Linked DNA regions of Homo sapiens: regions 1 and 2 are each linked to region 3. A link is a contact called in ENCODE Hi-C or POLR2A ChIA-PET data. All regions are on one chromosome and are shown on one strand. Each heading gives the region's core, a stretch centred on a gene start or an enhancer-like site at or near the end of the contact. The rest is flanking DNA. Distances are from core to core; before and after follow the strand shown. Region 1 overlaps SCLT1 (sodium channel and clathrin linker 1). Region 2 overlaps JADE1 (jade family PHD finger 1). Region 3 overlaps LINC02615 (long intergenic non-protein coding RNA 2615).

What was found. Hi-C counts contacts between places; a loop is a spot of excess contacts on that map. ChIA-PET counts read pairs that join two places held with the same protein, here RNA polymerase II (POLR2A). Pooled maps may share reads with other maps.
Region 1: a map with no recorded cell type shows a loop between it and region 3 (4-fold over the local background). The contact joins two enhancer-like sites. A Hi-C loop is called at or near these places in 1 of 37 single-sample maps with no recorded cell type and 3 of 50 pooled maps. POLR2A ChIA-PET finds 5 or more read pairs at or near these places in 1 of 52 experiments (activated CD8-positive, alpha-beta memory T cell).
Region 2: a loop to region 3 is called in a map of endothelial cell of umbilical vein, with 3 times the contacts of the local background. The contact joins two enhancer-like sites. A Hi-C loop is called at or near these places in 1 of 168 maps with a recorded cell type or tissue (endothelial cell of umbilical vein), 2 of 37 single-sample maps with no recorded cell type and 6 of 50 pooled maps. POLR2A ChIA-PET finds 5 or more read pairs at or near these places in 1 of 52 experiments (BJ).

The regions. Positions count from the first base shown.
Region 1 is chr4:128,914,702-128,918,229 of GRCh38, reverse strand. All of the region lies in intron 18 of SCLT1 (sodium channel and clathrin linker 1), which reads left to right. Among named protein-coding and RNA genes, the nearest start is that of JADE1, 110 kb to the right of the region's middle. RefSeq lists an enhancer at 1,009-1,058. Within about 2 kb of position 1,314, at least 8 of the 41 ENCODE cell types and tissues checked have a DNase peak (open chromatin) inside an H3K27ac peak, as active enhancers do.
Region 2 is chr4:128,861,273-128,864,969 of GRCh38, reverse strand. It overlaps JADE1 (jade family PHD finger 1), which reads right to left. Exons shown (of 11, transcript NM_199320.4): 9 at 2,745-3,266. Among named protein-coding and RNA genes, the nearest start is that of JADE1, 53 kb to the right of the region's middle. RefSeq lists an enhancer at 1,654-1,703. Within about 2 kb of position 2,214, at least 12 of the 41 ENCODE cell types and tissues checked have a DNase peak (open chromatin) inside an H3K27ac peak, as active enhancers do.
Region 3 is chr4:128,515,397-128,519,217 of GRCh38, reverse strand. It overlaps LINC02615 (long intergenic non-protein coding RNA 2615), which reads right to left. Exons shown (of 9, transcript NR_125882.1): 8 at 3,220-3,361; 9 at 1-462. Among named protein-coding and RNA genes, the nearest start is that of LINC03140, 53 kb to the left of the region's middle. RefSeq lists enhancers at 999-1,048, 591-1,352, 1,267-1,411, a cis regulatory region at 1,334-1,344 and a silencer at 2,321-2,400. Within about 2 kb of position 1,362, at least 22 of the 41 ENCODE cell types and tissues checked have a DNase peak (open chromatin) inside an H3K27ac peak, as active enhancers do.

The DNA.
Region 1 (3,528 bases), core at 65-2,564, 400 kb before region 3:
CTGTTTCTTTTGGTTCCTAAGCATCTTATCTGGTTTCTCTATCTATTTATTAGTAATTGCCATTGAAAATTTTTGTTGTAAAGCTTCCATAGAGAATCTTTGCCTTTGCCTCTTCTGGGTGCCTGAGAGCACTACTGGGTGTGAGAACTTCAACTAAGGGTGGGGTTTCTGGGCTTTGTTAATTTTGAGGTGTATCTGTGGTCTGTGGCCACAGAAGAATACGTTTTTTCTTCTGCTTTGTTCATAACCAAAGTAGCTTCCCTGTAGTCCTGTGACTTTGAGAGAAGTGGCATGCTTTCAGATATGGTTCACTTTAACCTTGAAGTGATGCTCTTTTGGGATGCCAGATCAACGATGGAGAGGATCTCTCCACCACACCCCTTTCTCTCAGTGGTAACAGGGTCAGATCCCAAGTGTGCAGTATTGTAAATGCCATCCAGGAAAGAGGAAGTATTGGTGCTCCAAGATTCTGTTAGCTTTTCTCATTATAAGCTTTCATTCAGAAGTTGTCTTGGAACATTTTCACTATATTTTCCTCTGTTTGATGCTTTTACAGAGTTGTGGAGTTTTTACTGAATTGATTAATCTGAATAACTTAGTATACCTTTACTAGATCCAAACATATATTCTTTAAAAGTATCCCACCTCACTTAGCACAGTAATCGAGAACTTGGCTTCCAATAATTATTGTCCCATACAGAGTTTACATATGTCTGTGGTCAATTACAGCATCCTGGAAATTGAAATGGACTGTGGCTATAAAATAAATTATCAGAACTATTGCTGGGGATTAGTATCAGGATCATTAAAACCAATGTGGCACTTAAATAATACATAATAATTAAGAAACAGTAGTTGATCTTAATATTATTTCTTGACTAAAATCAATATGTTGTGTACCATTATATTTTAACTATATTACTTTGTGTGAGATGGTGAGGCCAGATGCAGATCAAGAGAGAGAAAATGGAAAGAGTTTTACAGTTTGTTATGCTCACAGTTCCCTGGACAAACACAGCACACCACACAGGACCACTCGAGAAGCACTGGGGTCAGTCACGAGGTAGAAGGTGAAGGGGGCAACTGTGAGCACACATTTTATTGTGGTTTTTACAGAAAGGAACAGGTGACGCCATGGTGAACAAGTTTTAGATTGGCTGATGTGAACAAGTTCAGTGGGCTCCACGGCGTAGTGGCTGTTTCTGGTTTGGTTGGTTGGTTGGTTGGTTTTTTCTGGTTCCTGGCCCTAGAGTGATTACGGCAGATGTAGTGGCCCAGAATGTGACAGCCCAATAAGGGAAGTGGTTGGAGTTGTACACTCAGCTTCTCAAAACAGGAACTGACCAGCCTCTTTGCCAGGGTCTCAGAACTAAGTCAAGACATTTAAGTCTTGACAAGTCAGAACTAAGTCAAGACGTATAACTATACTATACCTTGAAGCAACTTATAGTATAGGAACCTAAGCCTATGATACAAGGACACATTGCTCTAATGGACCAAAAGTGCCTAACTTTGATTTGTTTTTACACTGTGTTGAAACGGTAGATGAAAAAGTAAGTGTCTGTTGCATTGGCTGAAATCTTCAAAACATCTTGAAAAAATGTACCGTAATTTTTAACTATGTTTCTTCCTTAATGATGGACTGCCTGTGCTGAGGATGTCCTGTAAAGACTTCAAGTCTTTTAGCTTTTTCGTCAGTCAGTATGCTTTGGTGATTAGAAACTGTAAATCTACTCAGAGAAAGCTTCTGCCACTTGGCAGATATTTTGGGTCAAGTATAAGAGAAAGGCAGTGCTACTCCTTTATTGGTTTCATTACATTTGATTTTCCCATTGTTTTCAGAACAAAAAAAAGTAACAAATCAATTTGGTTTAATGTCATTTTTGTGTTAAAAATAACATGTAGACTATTAAAATGATATATATTAACTGCAATAATAGAAGCTCATTAATATTTTATATACTTGCTTTAACGTATTCATACACTTACCTGAAAATACCCAAATCTGCTCTGATTCAGAATTTTAGTATCCCTGTAAAAGTGTTCAGCAGTATTATTAGCATCTTGGCTGTCCATCTTTTCACTCTATCAAGTTCAGAATTATACCTTGCAATTTAAAATGTCTAATACTTCAGTCTGCAGATGTATACAAATGGATCCAGAAACAAAAGCAGATCCCTTAAAACTCAGTTTAATTTATATGACAACTGAGTGACCATTCTTCTCCAAGCATTCTGCTAAATGCTAGAAACACAAGATGAATAAGGCTTTGCCACTAAGAACTTATTCTGTCCCATTGCCTATCTTTGTTTCTCCTAGCATTCATCACTGTCAGTAATTATGTTTTATACTTGTTTCATTACATGTTTTAAAACAGTCTGTCTTTCCTATGGGACTATCAGCTCCATAAAGTTTGTTTTATTCCTCACTGTATCCCTAGCTCTTAAAAGAGTGTCCAGCACTAGTAGATATCCAGAACATATTTGTTGAATGAATGAATGAATGAATGAATGAAAGCTAGTGAATTTTATCAATTATTGTTTCTTTTCTAGGCCAAACTCTTCTTCCAGTTTTGATCCTTTCTGGTCAAAGTAGAATTTCAGCTTTTTGAAATGCATTTGAACTTTTAAAACATGATATAATGTGCCCCCAGTATTTAACAGACCTAAGAAACTTGAATTCCCATAATTGTACCACTGCTGTATAATGAAACTTGTTTCTCATCTTACAAACTTGAAAATGCTATTGATTCTAAGAATTATTATGAAGACTGTTGATAATAAAGGAATACATAGTCCTGAACATAAGCACTAGGATTAATTGGGTGAAATAGTTTTTAAAAATCAGTATTGCTAATAATTAAGGTCATACTTCCAGAGGAGAAATATTGCACAAAACATTGCAGCTAGGATTATTCAATTTTTTGAACTCCTATTCTGAAATCTAGAAAAGTACACGTTGGCCGTATAACACAGACCTCTGTGAACTGGGCATGTATGTCCACAGGCACCAGACCACTAGAAATTATTGGCAGAGTATGTTGAATCGGTATCTATATATGAACATAACTATTTGGTTAAGCATAACAGTCTATAGTATAGTGTTGGGCACTTGATAATGATTCTTTAAATGTTTACAGGTAATTTATTTAAGAATTATTGAAATGTGATTTTTAAAGGAGTGTGCTAGCCAGCAGTGCAACACCAAAGAAGAATCCTTTCAACTTGAATTCTAGTATGCCGTGCCCCTTTATGAGCAAGCAGAGTAGCCCATATATGACTAACTTAAAGGAGTTTACTAGAATGAGTTGTGTCAAAAAACCTCATCAATCTTGCTACTTGTTATCACACCATCATAGCTTAATTCATTTGAATACTGAAAATTATTTGTTTGTGTGGGCTTTTTGGCATTGATTTTAACTAAAATTCAAATACTGTAGAAGAAACTATAGTTTCCAATAACCATGATCTTGAAAACAACCTAAATGTGGTCCATAGAATGACCTAAATGTGGTCCATAGATTGCTCC
Region 2 (3,697 bases), core at 965-3,464, 340 kb before region 3:
GCAGCCTTGGGAATGACATGGCTACCCACCACATCAGCAACTGTGTCTTCTTAAAGTTGTGTGCTCCCAAGCCCTCCTGAAATCTACTCCTGTCACCTAACTTCCAGATCCAGAACTGGTACCCAGGTATGCAATGCCCCGAGGTGTGTGTCTGAAGGAAGAGCAGTCACCATAATTACTCAGTTGTCTGCATTTCTAATGATGGCTACTTATTTGTCAGTCTGAGAATGATCATATGCCTTGATTGTAGTCACAGGTATTAAATGATTTTTGAGGATCTGCTATAAACTGATATTGTGTGAATTAAACAGAAAACTAACTTACTTGAGAAAACAAGTTGGTAGTAATGATTGGTTTTTTATTGTCACCCCTGCCCTGATACACTTACTGTTTATAATTACAAATAACTGCAACTCTCTGGGCAAGGCAAAGATTTCAATTGTTTAATGCCTTCACCATCACAGGCATCATGGCAAATTTTGGGTAGCGTATTTTTTTTCATTACAATAAGCCCATTTTAAACTGAGTCTAAGGCTGGGTACAGTGGCGTAATCCCAACACTCTGGGAGGCCAAGACAGGTAGATCACTTGAGGTCAGGAGTTCAAGACCAACCTGACCAACATGGTGAAACCGTCTCTACTAAAAATACAAAAATTAGCCAGGCATGGTGGCGCACGCCTGTAATCCCAGCTACTCATGAGACCGAGGCAGGAGAATCACTTGAACCCGGGAGGCGGAGGCTGCAGTGAGCCGAGATCACGCCACTGCACTCCAGCCTGGGCAACAAAGTGAGACTCTGTCTTGAAAAAATAAAAATAAACTGAATACAAATTCTTTAAAGTTCCTTAGGCTTTTTAATAAAGTAAATGTAAGTAATGCCACACACATACACACACAAATCCTGATTTATTCCCTGTTTCTCATACATCGTTGGCATTGTTCTACTTAAACAGCGACAGTGATGACTCCAAAAAAAATGTTTAGAATTAGAAGTGCATGTTAATCTGAGTAACTTAAGTACAGAAAAGAGTTAGTACACCACAAGCATTTTCTACACTTTTATTTTGTGGTGATTGTGAGACAAACACAGTCCAAACAATAGACTTCTTGTCCTCCCCCTCCCAACAACTATCTGACTCCATAGCTCATGCACCCCAATTACAGCAGGTGTCGGGCTGGCATAAAGGCTTCTTACCAGGATTCCAGTTTATCCTTCTCAATCCTTTTCTCATCTCTAACAAAAATGCCACACATACATGTAGTTGTGAGAGGCAAAGTCTTCTTTACACTCACCACCAGGGGGCGTATGGGAGCACAAAAGCCTCACAAAACTGCTCCAGGATCCTGCCTCTTCCAGGGCCGGAATCCGCGGCCTTCCCAGGAATCCTAACCTGGTCTGGGAAGGGGCATCACAAATAAGCTGGCACTCAGTCGTGTATTAAAAGGATCTCTAATGCTCCCTTTAAGACTTTCACTTCTACGCCATCTCTAACAGGGCCATGCAGGTCTCCATGAGATCAGGCTTTTTTGGTCCAGTGTTTCCCAGGTCTTTCCCTACACTGTTTCAGGCCACTTGGGTACCTTTCAGTGCAGACTGCTTCAGGCCAGAAAACCTCACTCCCACCTCTTTCACACTAATGAATTTAATCGGTAGCCAGCAGCCAGGGGAGTTGATGTGGAAGATGCTCTAAGAAGCATCCCCAATTAGCAAGCCTCAGCCAGAAACTACCTACAGGGAGCAGGAGGCCCTAGCGGGAGGCAGCCCACGCCTCATTATTCCTGTAGCAGGAAGGGACGTCCAGACGGGACTCCAGAGGTGATGGAAAGTGGGGGAGGCACAAAAGCAGCAAACAGCAGAAGGAAATGCCAGCAGCTGAGGCTCGGCAGCCAACAGCCACGACATTCAGCAATCTCAGTGTGACAAACAACACATCTGTAGCGTGCTGAGCATGACTGGGGCTCCTCAGACAGATCTGACACCCCTGTCCACCAGGAATCCCACCCATACCCGCACACAGACACACAACAGAGACATGGATGGACACGGGCACGCGCACACACACACACACACACAGCCTCAGTGATGACTTAGCACCTCACTGCCAGGAGTATCTTCTGTAACAGATATATGCATGTGTACATACAGCTCATGCACACACATCAGCACCCACTGCCTGCTCTGCTCCATGACAGTACTGGGAATTCCCCTGTGAATTACCCAAGAAACAAAGTGGGGGCCAGTGAGCAGCCGTGCTTAGCTTCCTTCATAAGCCCATCACCAGCACCTAGGTGTGTTTCCCCGGACTGAACAAGAAATTTTCCCATCTCTGGCCCCCTCCATTAGAAATGAAATCCGTTCTGGTTTTCTAAATCAGTCTGTAAACCATCCTGAGTCAACTCCTTGGGTCATTTTCTTGGGGCTCATTCACTCTAGCTCTAGAATGAAGGAATGGGGGTGGGGAAGACACACCCCATTTGATCTTACAAAACAGTAAAGATTAATGGGAAAGTGTTTTTAAAAAAAAAAAAACCACAAAGAAGCTCCCCACTCAGTAGCAGTTTTGCACATATGTACAATGAGTTTACCAGCCCATAAATATTTTTAACCAACACAACCTCATGCTGTGGTGTGTACAAGGGTCTGAGAGTATATGACTGGCTATCATTTCTTGCTCTGGGCGAGCGTTCGCCTCTTTGCATCTTCTTCTCTAAGTCACTATAAGGTGTCAGTGTCAATCATTACCCTCTCCAGGTCCTGCCGCAGGTGCGTGAACAGCTGCAGCCTCCTAAATAAGACATCCTGCTCCCGCTTGGCTAGATTGTCCTCTTCATCTTTCTTTGGGGTGATCAGGGGCTTGTTGAAGTTGACCTTCCTCTTCAACTTCCAGTACTGGTACAGGAAATCCACTACTTCCTCAGGCAGCCGCAGAGCCCTGGCAACATCCAGCAGGTTGACGAAGGTGTAGAACTCATCCTCCAACTGCTGCAGCTTCTGCTTACGGACACTCACCCGGTGGGCCTCCTCCCGGTTCTGCTCAAGGCTGGCAAAGGGCTCCAGCGGATTCCGGGGGGAACACTCAGGGGCCCCATTCTCCTGTGCAGCCCCCTTGCCAAGACTCTCCTCGGGTTTCCTATGTGAGCTGTGCTTTGGGCAATAGGACTTGAACTTGACTTCATCATTCTCTGCTAAGATGGTCTTCATCTCCAGGCCCCGGTCAAAAGCACAGGTCACATGGAAGGCTGTGCGGCAGTTCTTCACAGAGCACTGTCAAGAACACACAAAGAACATGAGAATAGACCATTATAGAGCAATGATGGCAGAAGGCCTGCAGTGCTAGGCACCCCATGTACACATGCACAGAGAAGAGCCATGCTTCAAGCATGTGCCATGACAGGAAAGTTGTACGTGGATTAACCCTGCAAGATCCTGTCATGTTTTAAAAGAGGTAAGGCTTGGAATTTTTTTTATAGAGATGAGGTCTCCCTATGTTGCCTAAGTTGGTCTCCAACTCTTGGGCAAAAGAGATCCGCCCATCTCAGCCTCCCAAAGTGCTGGGATTACAGGCGTGAGCCACTGCGCCCAGCCAAGTCTTGGAATTTAAGGGCCCTCTTCAAATGAAAGGTTTAATCAACCAAACCCTAACTTCCTCAGAAAAGTAACTGCATCCAAATCCCATCTTGGAGCAGACATGATTA
Region 3 (3,821 bases), core at 113-2,612:
AAATGTTTATTGCTGTGTGCCACTGAAAGTCACCAGTGATTTGTTTTGCAGCATCACTGTAGCAAAAGTTTACTGACACATCTTCTCATCTGAACAGCCATTTCTTTACCTATTTCCCCCACAGAAAGTACTGGTGGAGCAGAAGAAGCCCAACGTCAGAACAAAGCCAGCTTCCCCCTCCTCCTTCCCACCGTGGGCACAGACCCCATGTCCTGGATTGATGGCTGGGATGATGGGCTGTAACAATGAATGCCAGCATATCAAAAAATGTCAGATTCTTCAGTGGGTTCCTGTCTAGGGAGCAGACAACACCAACCACTCTGCCACAGTGACCAGTGAGGATCCAGAAGTCCCCTCATCCTGCCGACAGTGCCACAAAGCTTATGAACAAGGGTTTCCATCTATCACCAGCTGCACACTGAGAGGTCAAACTGCATAGGAGTAGAGGCATGAAGAGGAAACCTGAAAGATGAAAAGAAACTTTTAGCTCAACCTAGATAATTACATTGGAACTAAGTTTACAAGATTGGGCTAAAATTGAATTCCCACTCTGGGGTCCAGTGGTGGAAATTTGAGAGAAATATTCCACCAGTTAATAAAAAAAGTTGTTACATTTTTTATTATCTCTGAGTGTATTGTGAGTGAATTTTGCAAATCTGATATGAATTTTTGTAAAATGAATACACAGATGAATAAATGAATGAATGAATGCGAAACTCCTCATCATCCTGCCATGTACTCTTCCCACCACCCGCTGGCATTTCTAGCCAGTGAAGGCATCAATCCAGAAACAACTCATTCCTCATCTTGAAATGCCTTCCAACTTCTAGGAGCAAGCAGCAACTTCTAGGTCTAGCTCCCTCCTTCAGAAATGCCTAAACATTCGCCTACATTCCCTGGTCCCTTGGCTCAGGAATTTTGTAGGTGGTCTCAAAGCCTTGGATAAATTTACATGAAACAGGCTGGCATCCTCTATGTTAGAGGAGTTTGGATCTTTCAGTAGACTCTAGCCTTAAACCTGTACCAAAAATCTTTTGAGATTATAATGAGGCAATGTTTTCCCCAAGAGGAGAAAAGGTCAGATTCCCACATCTGGAGTTTGACCTTTGTGCATGTTGTCATTTCACCCACCACAGGAAACCTTTCTAGGCTGGGCTAAAATGTGTAACTTCTCAACAGTGTGGCTGGTAGCAATCCCACCCAGCTGTGTGGAATGGGAAGTGAAAGGGCAATTAATATTCTGTTAAAACTTCAGGGGGCTGCACTGAAGCTGGCCAGATAGCAAGGCTGACTCATCACGTTAAAACCCAATGCAGTATTGTCTGCTCACTTCTGCTGACTCACTTGTCAGCCCTAAGCTATGTGTACCCAGGCAGAGCTGCCAGGTCTCACATCCGCCTTTCCAGAGTGTTACCCTTCTGCACCAGCCATGACCATTCACTCTCTGGAGAAGCATTTATGATCAGCCATGGATGATTTTAAATGTGTGAAGAACTGTTTCATGGAGGGAGATTATCAGCCTCTTTCTTACATTGTTTTACATGAAAACAACATGAACAGCAACACAACTGACACTGGAGAAGAACCATAGTTCTTCCAAGCTGGAATGGAGCCTTAGAGATCAAGCTAGATCTTATGAGATCTAGTGGGAAGGAGGCTAGCACGTTGAATAAGAGCTTTGAGTCAGGCGACCTGAATTTATGTAGCCTTGGACACAGGTAGTCGAATTATAAGTAGTAGGCTAATACAGCTGTTAAGCAACTTTAAGCAAATTGCTCAGACTCTCTGAGCTTTGGTTTCCTTATCTGTAAAATTAGAAATAATTATAGCACCCACCTCATGGGGCTATTGTGAAGAAAGGATGAAAAGAGATCAAGTATAAAAGGAATCGAGTGCTGGGCACAAAGTGCTCCATATATTGTAGCTATTAGTAAGGCTGATGAGGCAATTCATGGAAACCTCTTTCCTGGAAACAGGATAGAACCTACATGTGTTTGGCATTAGATTAGTAAAGGGTAAAAGAATATCACTGCAAGCTGGGTATTGATGGGGGTGGGGAGGACAGAGAAGGAGGAAGAATTGCCCAGGGAATGCTGGACCTTCAGTATTTTGAAGGGCCCTGCTTTGGGGCCCAGGTGGGGAAGTATCCACCTTTCCATCCTGGTTTTAGGTCTGCTGAAGATAGTTATTCTTTTTTTTTTTTTTTTTTAAAAAGACCCTTCTGATTATAAGTCTTTGTTTGAAGACATTGCTCAGATTTCCCTTTAAGGGCCTCATTTAAATGTACACACAAGGCAGCACAGTCCAGTTTTTTAAAAAAAGCCTGGCTAGTAATGACATACAGAAACTGATACTTACATGATACTGTTAAGTGCACTCTTTTTAAACCACTAATTCTTATTTCACAGAAAGTGGTCCTTATGTCAACGTCCTTAAGAGGTCCAACAGCTTGTATAACCAGCAGACCTCATGGTTAGTTAGCAGCTTTCAGGACTTGAATTCCCAGTGATAAACAAAAGAATTCCGAAGGCCACAATCCATAAACTCTCCATAAAAACATATGGAACTACTTAAAAAGGTTGGCTCAGGGCTGTTGTTTTGAAAACAAGCATCCTCAGCCAGAATCTCTACTGAGTGCTATTTACTGAATGGTTGAAGAAGGGCAAGACCCCATGGATGCTGTAGCGCTGCGTTTCAGCAATCGCCAACATTTTGCAGATATTGCTCTAAGCCTCCTGATATCCTGGGAAGGATGCAAGAAGTCCGTACCTTTGCATCCATTCCACTCAAGGCATTGGGGCTACTCATGGAGGAGCCTGCACACCTTAAATATCCTTCTACACATGTGATTCCAAGATCTTAGGCCTCCAAAACTCTCGTTTACTATTCTCGGAGCTTTCTGATTACAATTCCCCCAGCAAGATTCAACTGACTGCTCCATCCTTTGCACCTCAACAATAATCCATCAAAATTTCACTTATAGAATAGATGATTCCAAGCCAGTCTCCTATTAGTGAACTGTGTTCTTTGAAAGCAGCAACTTTTATCTGCTTCTCCATATCTCTAGGATTTGGCTTAGTAGGTGCTGGACAATTCTTTTATTCTTGTATTAATAAAATCTAATTAATTACAATTATAAGTTAATGAGTAAATTGATTAGGCCCTGACCTTTTGAATCAGTCTAGAGCCAAGACTAGAACTCAAAGTTCTGATACTTACTCTGACTTCACAAGGACTTCACTCGTACTTCACAAAGATTTCCAGTGAACCCAATCATCGCTCTTGCTGTCAGATGTCAGATTAATGTGGCCACCAACATGTAGATATAGGATAGGTTTTGGATCCATTGGCCATCATACTCCTAAACGTGAACATAGTCAACTTACCTGGTTTTTCTATGCTGTTTAAGGATCAAGAGAGAATCTTCTAGAACTTTGTCTTGGTTCCAGAACAACACAGATTGTCTCTCTTTTTCTAAAACTAATAATGAGGCTTTTTTTCTCAGTATTAAAATGTTACTCAAGACTTTCTGTTTTAATAAAATGGGAGAGTAAGATAAATCTCACTATTAAAAAGCTAGAAATACTGGATAAAATATAAAATTTGAAATGTTTTATATTCATGCTTAAGCTCTCAAGAAAGAAAAAGAAATACCCAGGCATCAGAAACCAAGAGATAATTGAAAACAGAACAAAGTTTTAAGGTGTCAGTTCATGACGTAGCTGTGCTATGGAGGTGGAAGGGTGACTATTATTATTATTTATTAATTTTTTTGAGATGGAGTCTCGCTCTGTCACCCAGGCTGGAGTGCAGTGGGGTGA